Regions from separate parts of the Mus musculus genome. Here region 2 is linked to region 1. A link is a loop called in an ENCODE intact Hi-C map of the cell type or tissue named here. Cell type or tissue: heart. All regions are shown on one strand.

Region 1 (8,000 bases):
AATGATGTTGCCCAAAGGGTTCACAAAGGCGCAGCATGGCTGACTTTTGGGAAATCTGTAAGCAGGCGAGCTATTTTTAACTTTTACTCCTTCCTTGCAAACATTTCCTTTTGTTCTCTAGAGAACATTGTTGATCTGTTCATTCATTGGCAGTGTTCTGCCCCACTAGCAGACTTAGGGAGAATAGGCCCTCTCTTCTTCACGCTGGTGACGTAATTGTGTTGCTTCTTAGTTGTCCAATTTTGGCTCTAACTCATGAGTTACTCATTTGTTCATGTTTTTTTTTTTTCCTGGATACTGAGCAGACCCTTCCCCCAGTGTGTGTGTGTGTGTGTGTGTGTGTGTGTGTGTGTGTGTGTGTACACGCGTGTAGACCCTTCCCCCAGATTTTGTGTGTCTGCGTTGCCTTCATGGAAATCTTCACACAAGCAAGAATCACGAGGCTGCTGATTTTGTCTTGTTGTATGAGGGTAGCTGATGGCTTGATTTTCCCTTGTTTGCACTGCTCGTATCTGTTCAAGCACTATGCTTCATAAAACCGTGTATTTAGCATTACTGCTTTGGGATAGACAGTGCACAGCTTAACCTTGTGTACCTCAGCCTCCTGTTCTGCCCTTGAGATCTTCTAGTCTCAGGAGGGAGTAACTTTTCTTGGGAAACATAACTCAAATGGCACCTTAATTCTCCTTTATGTCCTTCTCTGTGGCCAAGTGTCTTCCTGTTCTCGTCTGGTTTTAAGTCCTACGTCTGCTATTATTCTGTGTGTGCCTCAGTTTCCTTAGTTCACCAATAGAAGTAATAGGACATACACCATACAATAATGTAGTAGTGGGGGAGGGGCATGCACATGCTCATGTGTGTACAAGTGTACGTTTGTACACCTGGGTGTGGTGGCCAGAGGTCAACCTCTGATATTCTTCCCAAGTAGTTGTCCATCATTTGTTTGTTTGTTTGTTTGTTTGTTTATTTTTGAGACAGAATTTCTCACTGAACCTGATACCAGCCACAGGTTACCTGGCCATTTGCAACGCTCCTCTTTCTACTTCCCAAGTGCTGGGATCACAAGTGCGCATGGCACCACGCCTGCTGGTATTGCAAATGTGTCTATACCACGCCTGCCTGTTTACCTGAGTGCTGGCCATGGGGTTTAGGTCCTCATGCTTATGCAACAGACCTTTTACCCACTGAACCATCCCGAGCTTCTTGGATAGAAATTTAAGCCACACTGTGCTTGTATGAACCAGACACGATGCCTGGCACAGGAAGTCTTTTCTGCGTACTGGCTTTTACAATACTGTATTAGATTGGTCTATCTATAAGGCGAATACAATCTTAAAATGTTACATACCAGAATGAGGCAAAATACTCTCTTTCTAGGGGTCTTTGCCTCTTCCCCTGTACAAATGGAAGCAGCTAGTGGGAGTCGAGGGATGGGGTATGCCCTCAACAGAGGTGCCCTAATACCAGTGCCTACTGAAGTGTTTCCCTGGACCTCCCGTGTTGCAGCCTTTCCTATCGAGAATCAGCGCAATTATAACATGAAGTCAAGCAGAGTATTTTGCATAGAGGGGCAGGCAGAATGTGCTGTCATCCTGACATCTGTGCCTGTGCCCCAGGCCAGAAGCTGAATGGTTAGACACTGCTGATCTGGCACCCCATCTGCTCCTTCTCTGCAGCTAAGTCCTCTTCCTGGCTTCTCCTTTGTAGAGCCTGGGGTGATGAAGCCAGGGACAGTGCTGGGGTGTGAGGCATCAGGAGAGGAAATCGGGGGTGGAGGAACGGGGAAACAGGAGGTTCCCATCCTATATCCGACCCCTAACTTGTCTCAGCTGCTCACGGTTTGCAAGTGTTCCTTGGATGGGGTGATGGTTCCAAAACGCTAGCCTAGAAAAGGGAACGGAAATGGCAGAAAACAAGCCACGAGCCTATTGTGAGAAATCTCTTTCTTTCTGCGTGGCTGCTTTTATAACATCAAACTCAATCAAGAATCTTTGAAACTTGGCTTTCAGAACTCTTAGCCTAGGCCCCCTGAGAGTGAGTCCCTTCTTTCCATCACAGGGGTTTTGAACGTTGAGTGAGTTGCTTCTCTCTCCCCTCTGCTCACATTCATTCACCCACGTGCAGCGCATTGGCAGGCTCACCTTCCAGGCCACTGGCTTCTTCTCAACTTGATCTGAGGGGTCCAGCTCAGGTTTCCCACAGCATAGCTGTCGTAGGATCACTGGTATAAACTTCAGAACACAAAACATATCTCTCTGTCTCTCTGTCTCTCTGTCTCTCTGTCTCTCTCTCTCTCTCTCTCTCTCTCTCTCTCTCTCTCTCTCTCTCACACACACACACACACACACACACACACACACACACACACCCTAGGCTGGAATGTTGTAACTTAACCCCTTAACTGATTTAAACTTGAGTAGTTGAGCAACAGTGGTGAATGCCCCGAAAGGCATGTATTGAGTAAACATGAATAACCAACTGCAGGAGGAGCCTGAGAGAGACTGTTTATCTAAGGGAAATTGTTTGCCTTCTCCCCTAACCCCAACTGCTGGGGTCACATTCACAGCCTCACACAGTAGACAACGTTCTGCCAGTTAGCCACATAGAACTCCAGTGCTTTGTTCTCATCCTGCCTTAAGTGTTGATGGGGCTCATTATAGTTCACTGCGTGTATATAGTTCTACTCAGTGTTTTTAAAAACACGTTTATGTTTGCTTTCTAGACTGACTTTGCACGATTTAGTGGAACAAATGTGGAAACTGACTTTGTAGAGGTGCCATCACAAATGCTTGAAAACTGGGTGTGGGACATTGACTCCCTGCGAAAACTGTCAAAACATTATAGAGACGGACACCCTATCACAGACGAGCTGCTGGAGAAGCTTGTGGCTTCGAGACTGGTCAACACAGGTATAGTCAATGAGAGAAGCAAGTAGGAATTGTTAAATGCAGAATTCCTGGCAGCTCCTTCTGTCAGGCGTACTTTGACTTTAATAACATACTCCAGGAGTGCTGTGCGTGGAGGGAGGGAGGCTGGCTGTGTTGGAGCGGCAACGCCTGGGACTGTGTCTGAGGGGAGCGTTTCCTCCTAAGTCATACACGGTCCAGATGCTGTTTGGCCTTGCTACCCTTTTGTGATGAATGGTACTGAATCTCTGATCTCGTGGTGTTAGCACACATCGTTCTCTCTCCAACACGTTGTTCAAACACTCTTAACCTTATTAGGTCTTCTGACGCTTCGCCAAATTGTTTTGAGCAAAGTTGACCAGTCCCTCCATACCAATGCGTCGCTGGATGCCGCGAGCGAATACGCTAAATACTGCACAGAAATTTTGGGAGTTGCAGCTACGCCAGGTATGAGGCGAGAGCACCTGAGTTCATTTTTCTTGTAAGACCTCAGAGTCTCCTTAGCCTTACAGGCGGGTGGACAGTTTTCAGATAAGCACACTCTGCCTTAGGAGTTGTCCTGTCCAAAAGTGCTTGAAGGGGAGGTGGCTCCACAGTCACTGCATTGCAGTGTAATCAGGCGTGAGCAGTTGGCCTCTGCCCCAGAGCACAGCCATTCCCGTTTGGCAGCACCTGCCTGTCCCCTCCCTCCCTGTGTGTACCAGGACTTCCCTGTGATTTTCAGTAAGAAGTTGGCAGAAGGGCCATTTCAGGGGGAGACGGGAACCTCCTTCATTTCTGACTCCAATGCCAGTTCAAGCTTTTGACTGGCAGTTTCTAACAGGATACTTACAGTGTTTGCTATTGGGTGAGTCTAAAACTTACATTTTAAGCCAACTAATATGTATCTATTTGGATGTCAGTTATAAACTTTTTCACCAAGGCAATTGTTGCTAAAATGAATCAGACACGGTTATAGAGGATATTAAGATAAGAGTGGCCATTGAGTCACCTGAGCCTCACCTCCTGATCTGGAAATCAAGGAACAATATTGTGTCTCTTTGACAAAATGGCAGCTCAATGTAGACACACCTCGTAAATCTCTTTCAAAACACTTCATTTTCAGAAATTATCAACCTACACAAATGCCATTTTATTTTGAGTCATCTTAGATACAAGAATTGTGGCAGGGGCCTTAGATACAAGAAGGGGGCTGGGTTGTAGCTCAGCATTAGAGTTAGGCTATGTTTGACTCTCAGCACCTGAGGGTGGGGGGCTCCAGCAGAAAGTAGGGTTATTAGTAAAGTATTTTAAAAGCACATTGGCATGACTTGCCCTGAGCTACTGACGGGCATGGACAAGGCTTCAGAAATTGTTGTTAGACATCCAGAGCTGGGGCTGAGCTACTGACAGGAGAAAGGCTTGTATATAATCTTGGCTAAGGGTACATGCCAACCAGTGAGATGAGTGCATGCCAACCTGTGAGATGCCATCCTTCCCTCCCCTCACAGCTGGGCTCCCCAAAGGAAAGCTAGCTAGTTCACAGCCTGATTAATTAGCATTTTCTATCATTCTGATTGAAATTATCTTTTTTTAAGGCACAAATATGCCAGCTACCTTTGGACATTTGGCAGGAGGGTATGACGGCCAGTATTATGGATATCTTTGGAGTGAAGTCTTTTCCATGGACATGTTTCACAGCTGTTTCAGAAAAGAAGGGATTATGAATCCAGAGGTACTGTATGGCTTTGCTACCCCCAGGGTTAATTTTGTAGTTGCTCTCTCTCCTTCAGCTCCAAGTATATAATAGCTAGAGTTTCGAGTAAGAGACTTAGTAGCAGCTTTTAACTTTAAGGCCTGGCATCTTCTCAAATCATCATACATCATTAAGTTTCAGTGTACAAGTGATTAACTCTTAATTCTACAGATTTTTTTTAAAAAAAAACCTACTGTACTTTCTTGCTTATTAACATTCCCATATATTGCGTAATTAAAAATTCAAAGCCTTGTTTATGCACTCGAGAGTTTATGGCTACTAGTTTTGACATGTGCCATACAGTGTTTCTGTTTTATAAGAGGTTGAGAAAGAAAGGTAAACGTCTTCCTGATGTAAATAGTCTCTGTGTTGTGATATTCTTTACAGGTTTCTTTGTACATTTTCTGTGGGAGGCACCCTTTTTCTGCGGCCAGCGTACTCCACCTATTACATAGTTTGTAACCTAAGTGCCTTTGGGGTAACTTAAGCTGCTTCATTAATCTGAGCCATTCCTTCCCAGGCACGGTGAGGAGGCTGCCAGGTGGCTGCCAGCCAAGCCTTCCTGGGACAGACCCTAGTCTCTCTGCTCATGGACGACCCGACTGTCAGTTATGTCTGAGGCTGGTATATTTCCAGTGTGTTTCCAAGTTCTGTTTGGTTCAGAAATTAGAACAAATTACCCAAATCAAGCTCTCAATGCTTATTTCAATCAGCCAACTTGTTCTTTGGGCTTTTGTTTCTCTACTAAGTAGCGCCCCTCTGCATACATATCGAAATATGTCATATATTTTAGGGTCCCATTTCTTCCATCTCTCTCTCTCCAAAAAAAATCTCTCCAGACTAGCCACACTGATTCATTCCAAGCATCCCCTCCCCCATCCTACCTCATCCAGCAGGACTTTAAGCTTCCTCTTTGACTGTGCCCACCCAGTCAGCAAGTCTGATACTGACTCTGTTTAGCATTCTGATGTCTGCATGACTTTCAGCCTGCCCAGCCCTCCGGCCTCCACTGTCTTAGGTTGAGATGGTGCCCTCAATGGGGTCTTCTGAAGAAAACCATGTGAGTTCATTTACCTGCCCTACACTTTGACTCATGCTGGCTAACCTCAACTGGCCCTGCAGTGCTGCTCTGTAGGCCAGTGCTGCTCTTAGGCCTGCCCCCATTCTCTGTTGATTTCCTTTATCACTCTGAGCCCCCAGCCTGTCTACTCTGTAAACTGCCTCTGCCCCTCTTTCTTGTTACGTCATCCCTAAGCCTCACTACATAATACAAGTGAACCTCCTGCCTCATCTTCCCCAGCTCAGGGGATTGATTACCCAGTCCAAGTTTTCCCTTTGTTAAGAAAATTGAGCCAGGGATGTGGCTCAGAAGTAGACGGGTATTGTCTTAGCTCTGCCTACCTTCACACATCTATTCCTTCTATGCATTGCATTTTAAATGTACGGCTTCTTTTAAGCCAGGAGCGGTGGCACATACCTGCAATCCTAGCATGTGGGAGGTAGAGGCAGGAAGATCAGGAGTTTAAGATCATCTTTGGCTACATAGTATATTCAAGGTCATGAGCTTCATGAGATCTTGTTTTAAAACAAAAAAAAATTTTTTTTTATTTGTGCCCCTTAAAAATTATACTATTCGTTAAGACCCCATTCAAAAAGCCATTGATGGGGCTAGAAAGATGGCTCAGTGGTTAAGAGCCTGTGTTTGGTTCCCAGCACCCACTTAATAGCTCACGACCATTTGTAACTCCAGTTCCAGGGGAACCAACACCCGCTTCTGACCTCTGCAGGCACCAGGCACACATGTTACACACATCCATACAAAGAAGCAAAACACTCACACACATAAATAATCTAAGAATATTTTAAAATGCTACTCATGTATGAACTATTGTAGATTATTCAGACCGAAGTGATCCCTTTTATCCTCCTGGTAAACTTAGGAGCACGTGGGAAAGGCTTTGGTAAAACTTTGCTTTTGTTTGGATTGTTTGATGTAACTCACATAAAATAAAAATATTCTTTGCAAAGGATTTTACACAATATTCTTAAAGTACGGTCAGAACAAACACTGACAAACACTGATGACTCTGCATGGTGAGATGTTAGGAGGGCTTAACCTTTCTCTCTGCTCCTCACGCAGCTGCCCCTTACTCTAGGAGTCCACAGACGCGAGAAGGACTCAGGACTCACTCGTTTGTTGTTGTTTGGCTTTTTTGTTGGTGGTGGTGATGGTTGTAGTTGTTGATGTTTTTTGAGACAAATTTGCTTCATAACCCCAGCTGGCCTCAAACTAATAGCAATTCTCCTGCCTCAGCATCCTGAGTACTGGGATTCCAAGCCTGTACCACCAAGCCCAGCAGAAATGGTGTTTCAAGGAGAGGAAAAGTGGCCTGGAAAGGTTCAAGTAGGACATAGTCCTGGCTGCCATTATCTCTTAGGCTTCCTGGTGCAAGCATACACTCCCTCCCTCTGAGGTGAGCCAGCCTCTGGGCCTTCACTCATCTTGCTACACCTCGGCCCCTCCACCCCTCCAGCTGTCAAAGTGGCAGCCAAATTCTAGATCCCAGTGGCTCTCTTGCTACTTGAACATCCTGCAGAAACAACCCACCATCAGGTTTCTCTGTGCTTTTTATACCCAAGCTCTGAAACTTGGCAGGCAGCCAGGCTGCTCTTCATTAGGTGAGGACAGGAGTGAACTTGGAGAAACAAAGATCCCATCACCCAGAGCTGCTTCCTGGGACGTTAGAAACACAGTCCAGCTCCACTGAGTTTCTAGATGCTCTGGCAGGACTCAGGGCTATCTACTTGTTATGCAAACAGGCCGCTTTGAATTTCCAGTTTTCACTTCCTTTTCCTTACCCTTCAAACACTGTGAGGAATCCTGTCATTTCTCACTGTCTTGCCATGACAGCAATTATGGGCCTGGGTTGAGAAACCAAGGAAGGGGAGGCCCTCACTCTCCACCCTCGTTCTCTCCACTGCTTGTGCGAATTCTAGAACCAGCTTTTTCAACAGCCATTTGACCCCTCCTCGTTCTGTAGTGAATGCTGTTTGTTCTTGTGGGGTGGCTTCAGCTTTGCTTTGTTTTGTTTTACAAATATTTACTCTAGCACCTGACTTACAGAATACAAATATTTACCAAAAATTAAAAATTCTTGGCACAATACTCCTGTCCTATGAAAAGGCTTCCATTGTTCCTACAACTGGAGAGATAGAGAGAAAGAAACACTATTCTTCAGCGCAGTGTGCCGAGCACTGCTTGTTTTGTGCATGACCTCAGCCTTGCCATCAGCCAGCACTGCAGAAGGTGGTGTTACTTGGTCTGGGTTGCCTTCAGTCTCACACATAGGGTTGGTTAC
Region 2 (8,000 bases), 180 kb after region 1:
TAATTCCCTTCAGCAGCTGCCGGAAACTATTGGTCTGTATTGCTTTCAAACAGATTTTTTTTTTTAATTATTAAAGACTTCTTTTTTTACTCAAGACTTCCATAGACTCTCAGTATTACTGTTAATGTTTGACTGTACTGTCACATATGAGTATTACTTGGAATACTCGGTTGTGCTCTGTTGCACAACTTAACTACTGTTATTGCTATTTTTATTTATCCTAAGCAAAGTCCATTTTTACAGCTTTAGTAAATTGCTCACAATTAAGCTAGCCTCCTCAGTTCACAATTGCTCACAATTAAGCTAGCCTCCTCAGTTCACAATTGTTTACAATTAAGCTAGCCTCCTCAGTTCACAATTGTTCACAATTAAGCTAGCCTCCTCAGTTCACAGTTGTTCACAATTAAGCTAGCCTCCTCAGTTTTCTTGGATTCCTAGCCCTTATTTAGAAACTGTAATTACTTCACTATTGACTGACAGATAAGAAAATGAAGAAAGATTTAAAAATTTGCAACAGGTCCATAATTTGTGTTAAATCTATTTTGAAGTTGTTTGTTTGATGAAGAATTAGGAAGATAGATCACTTTGATGAAAAGTCTAAAAATTTAAATCTTCAAGGTGATGTGATAGAAAAACTCTTCTCACTTGAAGTGTACCAGTTGTTTTAAAGTCAAGTATATTTACGTTTTAGAATTATATTCTCATTTAATCAGTACTTTCAATGTTCGAATTGAAACATTTATTTACATATATTATTTTTTATTTAGTGATAAACATCCTTCATACTGCTGTATATTAATTCAGAAAATTGGAGTTAATTCTTCTATATGCCATGACATTGTCTTTAAGAATGTGAATGATGCAGACAAAGTGAACAATGGAGACAAAATGTCTTCTTGTATAGCTTGTATTTTAGTTTGGGGTGGGTAGTAAACTAGTTATTATTCAGGTTAAGTTAAACAATGCAGTGGGGGCTGGAGAGAGAATCAGTAAAGGGCAAGCATAAGGACTCCAGTTTGATTTTATGCACTAACAGTAAAAGCCAGCCTGCTGGCAGCACTTCTGTTCTCAGCACTGAGAAGACAGACCCCTGGCTCTCTAGCCTACCAGTGTAACCTAATATGAGCTCTAGGGCCCAGTATAAGACCCTGGCTCAAAACACAAGGAGGACGGTTCCTGTGGAAGGGTACCCAGGGTTTACCTCTTCCCTCTGCAAGTACACACGTACAGCGCATGCAAGCACACACACACACACACACACACACACACACACACACACACACACACACACACACACACACGTGTGCGCGCAGGTGAGGTGCATGAAGTTAGAAGGTATTGGGCAAGAGACTAAGTGGATGATGTTGGGGTAGTATCTCCTGTAAGTAGATTTATTGATAATGTTAAATGTAAAGTGCTTCACATTGACTATTGATGGACTTGCTTTCTAATCTAAGCTGAAAATTATTATTTTTTCTCAATAGGTTCATTGAAAAATGTCACAACTCTAAAAATTGATGAAAACCAATTAATGTATCTACCAGACTCAATAGGAGGGTGAGTTGTGTGTGAACATGTAGACCCTGGAAAATGTTACTGTTAACTCAGCAAGCATCTCAGCGTGCATTTCAGATATTGAGGGTTCATATAAGGAACATCTATAGCAGATTTTCACAAACATTTGAAATAAATAATTGGCATATAGTTTAGTTATTTTTATAATAAAATAGGCTTATTTATTATTGATAACATTTAGCACTTTATTAAATTTTCTTATGTTTATTTTCTAAGGTTCATGTTAATATGTTCTTAAATTTTGAGTATAGTACATATCTTAAAACCCATGTGTTTCCATTTATAATTAAAGGTTAAGGTCAATAGAAGAACTGGATTGCAGTTTCAATGAAATTGAAGCTTTGCCTTCCTCAATTGGCCAGCTCACAAACATGAGAACATTTGCTGCAGATCACAATTACTTACAACAGCTACCCCCAGAGGTACAGCATTTTACATTCATTTTAGATTTTTATCTGCTTTTTAAACATCTTCAGTATGTTGGTGTTTTATTTCTTTTTAAGATAGCTTATTAATCAAGTTATGTATTATCTGAATAATAAGATGCTATGTAACTTTGAAGATGTTCCTAAACGCTTTCCTTTTAATTTAAAAAGAATAGTTACCACAAAAGTATTATTTTTGTAAATGTAAAGAATATTTTTCACAGCTTTCAGATATATTAATATTCCTTTATCAGTTTATATCCCAGGTTTGTGATCTGCAGTTTGTTTCTCTTTCAGATTGGAAACTGGAAAAATATAACTGTGCTGTTTCTCCATTGTAATAAACTAGAGACGCTTCCAGAGGAAATGGGTGATATGCAAAAATTAAAAGTCATCAATTTAAGTGATAATAGGTTTGTAATCTGTAGTTGCTTATAGAATACTCTGAATGAAGTTAAAGTTTCATATGAAATACTACACTAGTTGATGTTTATTTCTCTTTACGTATATTTAAATTTTTAATTAAAAGAATGATTAAAATTTATATCATGTTACTTAACATGGTTCATTTTGAGCCAATATAACTACACAATTTCTATCCTCTTGTTATTATATGAGCTTTTAATTCATAAAGTCCCAAATTCATCTTAATACTGCTGCTGAACAAAGCAACTTTTAATCTAATCTTGGCTTATGTTTTTCTGGGCTGAGATTGACTCACACAGCTTGAGCCATAAATAACCAAAGTGCAGAGCAGACTGACCACTGAGATTGCTAGACTGGAGCAGAGATTGCTGAACTTGAGACACTGTCTTAGTGAGGGTTTCATTGCTGTGAAGAGACACCATGACCACAGCATCTCTTATAAAGGAAAACATTTAGTTGGGGCTGGCTTACAGTTTCAGAGGCTCAGTCCATTATCATCATGGTGGAAAGCATGGCAGCCTGCAGGCAGCCATGGTGCTGGAGGAGGAGCTGAGAGTTCTCCATCTTGGTCTGAAGGCAGCGAGGAAGAGGGTCTGGATCACACTGGCCAGACTTGAGCATGTATAGGAGACCTCAAAGCCTTCAGAGTGACACTTCCCCTAACACCTTCCAATAGTGCCACTTCCCATGAGCATAGCATGTTTAAACCACCACAGAGATTGAAACTAATTAAAGAACAACTGTGGGATGCTTTATATTTTATTTTGTAGTACTTTACAAACTATGAAGGCCATCCCTTTGGAATAGTACAGTAGGTTCCCTTATATAAAGGGGAACTTTGAAGCTCGGGTAAAAAATGTTAAAGTAGAGCATTTAGCATAATATTCTGACTTATCAGTATACTAATAGCTACATTTATTTAAAAAGAATCTATGCCTCTGTAAAAAGCTACAACAGTTGTCTGCTATGTGGCTGTCAGATAATCAGGTGGGCATTCTGACCTATTAAATTTGGCTGGAATTCCAATTGTATGTATTTTTTCAATATATTTGAAATTTCAATGTATTTGTATTTATTGCTGTAAAAAGACACTGTGACCATGGCAAGTCTTATAAAGGGAAGCATTTAATTGGGCTGGTTTGCAGTTAAGAGGTTTAGTCCATTTCATCATAGCAGCAAGCATGCAGTCAGCATGGTGCTGGAGAGCTGAAGAGCTGAGCGTGCTACATACTCTGACCCATAAGCGATGGGAAGTGACATAGCCATTAGGCCTAGCTTGAGGTTCTGAGACCTCAGAGCCCAAGCCCAGCAACCCACTTCTTCCAACAAAGTCACATCTACTTCAGCAAGGCCACAATAGTGGCCTAATAGCGACACTTCCTTTGAGCCTATGGAGGCTATTTTCTTTCAAGCCACTACACTAATAAGCACTTACGTTACTTTGTTTTTACATATTATCATCGTAAAATAATGAACCCCTAAAATACAGAACTGTGCAGTGTTTTTAAAAACAAGCTCTCTAGGACTTCTTACTACAGCTTTGGTTTTTTCAATACAAAACACAAGCAGTTTTGTGAGTACTCAATGTGGCCGTGCCTTTCTTTATGGAATGAACAGTTTTTATTTTTTTAACAGATTTGATTTTTCAGTTTATTAAAAAGTAGAGAAGCTACTATTAAACAAGTTAATGCTTCTGTCCTAGAACAAAGTTTTCAGACATAGCTAGAATGGTTTTGTACTAATATTGGAGGTTGCTTTTCATGTCTGCTGGTGACAGGGGTACCCCTCACCCTCAGGAAGGACACCCTCCCCAGGGCTGGTGTGTGTAGTGTTTAAGACTAGAGAATGTTCTTGTCCTTTCTCCTATATAAAAGTTTGCATTTGGCTTTACTTTCTTTTTTTAATCTTATGAATATAGCATTCTACAGCATTGTTCAGATGATTTGTATTTTTGTTTTCATTATTTTTGATGCTAGGAAGTAGGAAGATAGGGTCCATGCTAGGCAAGTGCTATTATACCACTGTTTCTGATGTGATCTCTTATCATTTAAACAGTTTCATTTTTAAGTTTAATCTTTGTTTTTTCCATTCAGGTTAAAGAATTTGCCTTTTAGCTTTACAAAGCTACAACAGTTGACTGCTATGTGGCTGTCAGATAATCAGGTGGGCATTCTGACCTATTAAGTTTGGCTGGAATTCCAATTGTATATATTTTTTCAATATATGTAGTATGTATTTTTCATATATATATATATATATATATATATATATATATATATATAACAGTATGTATTGTATTCCAAGAATATATAATGATACTCTTTAGTTTGTATAGAGCAACTTAACAGTTATACCTTGTTCACATATAAACATATATTTATCTTACTGTATTTAGAAACACATAGATCTTTTCACACATAGATGTATAAGTAATAAATTTTATTGTATTTTAGCAAGTTTCCAAACACACAAAACTTCAAAGATGAGGAAGTCCTACTCCACTCTACCCAACTTTGTGACATGACTTCCTGCCATTGTCACTTCGTTTTGAGTGCACATAAAATCGATTTTCAGCAATTTTGAGTGATAAAGTATTCTGACTTCAGTTATCATAGCCTACAGTAGAGCTCTTGAAGTTATTCTATCAGTTTTGTGCTTGAACCAGCATGTCCCAGTACACTCCCATCCCAAGTCCCTGTTAAAATGTTTGATTCTCTCTGAGTTTTTCTCTCAATGACATCACGTGATAGTTATCTTCCTGTGTTACAAGATATCTTTTCCTTTAAAGACTTACTTGTATTTCATTATGTGTATATGTTTAGCTAGTCGTTCATTAATGGACACTTAGGGTGATTCTATTTTCTTAAAGATTTTTTATTTTGTGTGTTTTATTTTTTATTTTAAGTGTTTTGCATGAATGTATGTATGTGTGAATGGTACCTGAGAAGGTCAGAAGAGGACATAGGTTTACCTAGAACTGGAGTTGTCATTTGGGAGCTGGGAACCAAACTCAGGTTCACTGTAAAAGCTGTTAACCTCTGAGCCATCTTTACGGCCCCATTAGACTAGTTTCTTATCTTGACTATTAAAATAATATTACAGATTTGTAGTGATGTAATTAAGCAAAAATCTGTAATAGTAGTAGAAAAAGGAAATAATACTTTTATGACTAATTTTGAGACAGTCCTAAAGGTCAGAGTTGGAATGATACTAGTTTGCTTAGTTTATTTTATTTGATGTTTTGAGACAGAGATTGGGGTATCTCTGTCCATCTTTGACTTGCCTGCCACTTGCTTATGTAGACTAGGCTAGTCATGAATTTGTAGAGATCCTCCTGCCTCTGCCCCTGCCCCTGCCCCTCTGCTCCTTTGCCTATGCCTATGCCTCCTGCATGCTGGGATTAAAGTGTATGCCATCGTGGCTGGTCTGTGAATAGGACTGCCAACCTAGGTGTAAAAGAAAGACATCACAGGAAGGAGATCTTGGTTATTGAGAAGACAGTGCTTGAAATGAAATGTTACCACACAGGAAAGAAAGGAGCAAATGAAAGAGAATTGAAAGATGCTAATTGAGCAGCTTTGGTAATCTGGTGACTCGCAAGCAAGGTGAGAATGATGGGTTTGGAGAGGTGCCTGTTGTCCTCACCTGCCTCTGCTGCTACTTGATGACTCTGCAGTCTGCTTTTCAAGCCTGGTTCTTGTCTGAGTGGCTCCCAGAAGGACATCCCTCTGCTTTATTTCTTGTAAACTATCCTTCAAATTACTTTGTACATCATCACTATTTCTATCAATATCTTTAGCCTAGTACCTGTGTCTGAATCATACATATAGCCCAGTATGGATCCAGTATTGATACCTAGATATGTCAGATTCAGCTCCCCCTAGAACAGTATACCATTTTCTACCCCAAATGTTTCCTGGGATCCTTAGCTCACTGAGAAATGTTTTATGGAGTCAGACACGGGAGTGCAGTCTTTACTACCATCACTGTACAACAGTCCAGTTCATCACCAAGTTCTCAGGAGTATTGAATAATACCTCGTGCGTGTCATTTCATGTAGACCTATCCTGTTCAGTGCAGAACCCAGGAGTATCATGTGTGATTAATCCAAAGTCAGATGACTTTAATTTAAATTATTGGTGTAAGAAACCGGGGAATGCAGACTGACTGAGTAACATGCTTAAGATGATATATTTTGGAGATTTTAAATTTTCTTTTAATAATCACAATTAATGAGATAAGAATCAAAGTCTAAATATAAACTTTAATTGTGTTTCCTGCATTGCTTACGTACATATCCTGAAATAATTTTATATAACATTTAAAAATTAATTTTCTGTGTTTTTATCATACTGTCTTTTGAGGTGAAATGTGTTCTTTTCTACTTGTGACAATCATGTCTGTGCTCAGTGTTTTCAAATTTTGGGACTCCTTTACATTTTTAATTAAGCATGCTTCTGCATGATAAGTCTTAGGGGATGGAGGGGGTTGGTGGTACTAAGAAAGAGATTGAATTTAGAAAGCAGACGATCATGGTAGTGCAGGAGTGTGAGTTTATGTGGGGTATAGACCAGGACGCACCCAAAGCACAGTAACTGTCGTCACCACTGTTGGGTGACGGTAGGTAGAAGAATCGACCTAGGTTTGAGATTTCAAGAAAGCAAGCCTTTAGGAAAGAGTAAGGCTACTAGTTCCATTATTTGAGGAAGTCAAGTAAAATGATCAGAATTTGAAAAATATAGAACAGTTTATTTTTTAACAAGATGGAGGCCACAAAATTTTAAAATATTTGGGAGTAAGAGTTGAGGATGAAGTCATGTTTTCACAAGAGTTTGTCCAAAGAGTGGCTGGTAGGGAAATAGAAGAGAAGACTGGGGGCTCCTATCTACATGGAATCACTTCAAGCTGTTACTGGTAAAATTTGAGGTGTGCATATTTAAAATAGGAATTGATACTATTTGTTAACCGTAAGAAGAAAGATGCTAAGAAAAGAATGAAGTCTAAAATACCTGGCACCTCCAACAAGCGTCTTGTTGGTACTGTTGACGGAGAGTAAGAGAGAAGCAGTTTTGAACTTGCTGTCTGTTTAGCGACTGACTGGAATACATATTTAGATAACTAGTTGTTTGGGTTTTTTAAACATTTTTTATTAGATATTTTCTTCATTTACAATTCAAATGCTATACCAAAAGTCCCTTATACCCTCCTCCCACCCTGCTCTCCAATCCACCCACCCCACTTCCTTGCCCCAGTATTCCCCTGTATTGGGACATATAATCTTTGCAAGACCAAGGGCCTCTCCTAGTTTAAGCCTTGTAAATATTTTTTCCCTTAAAAGTATTTTTGCAAAAGGAAATACTGGAGACAGAAAGTAATATAAGATGGAAAATGTGTTTTATAACTCTATTAGTAAAATTACTGTATAATAAAGAATTCATAGGTCATAGATAATCTTGGTTTATTGATATCTGTTGCAGTAAATCTCCACCCAAATATTCCCCGGCAATGAAAACAGAACTCAGTTAATATGAATACATGCTGTGCGCCTAGATTGGGCAGGTCTACCACTACACT

What was found. Peaks named below come from ENCODE experiments on the same cell type or tissue, not always from the same donor. Only the 100,000 strongest peaks of a DNase experiment are listed, where the experiment ranks them.
Region 2: it touches region 1 in a loop (2.3-fold over the local background); 14 of 42 quality-filtered maps call a loop at or near these places.

The regions. Positions count from the first base shown.
Region 1 is chr13:104,032,207-104,040,206 of GRCm38, reverse strand. Nln (neurolysin (metallopeptidase M3 family)) reads left to right here. Exons shown (of 13, transcript NM_029447.2): 10 at 2,723-2,909; 11 at 3,225-3,353; 12 at 4,484-4,620. It overlaps Gm30967 (a long non-coding RNA gene), which reads right to left and starts at 2,324. Exons shown (of 3, transcript XR_873894.3): 1 at 2,142-2,324. In heart, no CTCF peak of the experiment used is centred here; DNase peaks (open chromatin) are centred at 3,536 and 7,186; H3K27ac peaks cover 1,972 bases.
Region 2 is chr13:103,851,408-103,859,407 of GRCm38, reverse strand. Erbin (Erbb2 interacting protein) reads left to right here. Exons shown (of 26, transcript NM_001289473.1): 10 at 1-32; 11 at 1,485-1,557; 12 at 1,868-1,997; 13 at 2,298-2,413; 14 at 4,520-4,589. Among named protein-coding and RNA genes, the nearest start is that of D130037M23Rik, 57 kb to the left of the region's middle. In heart, CTCF peaks have their summits at 4,080 and 4,279; no DNase peak of the experiment used is centred here.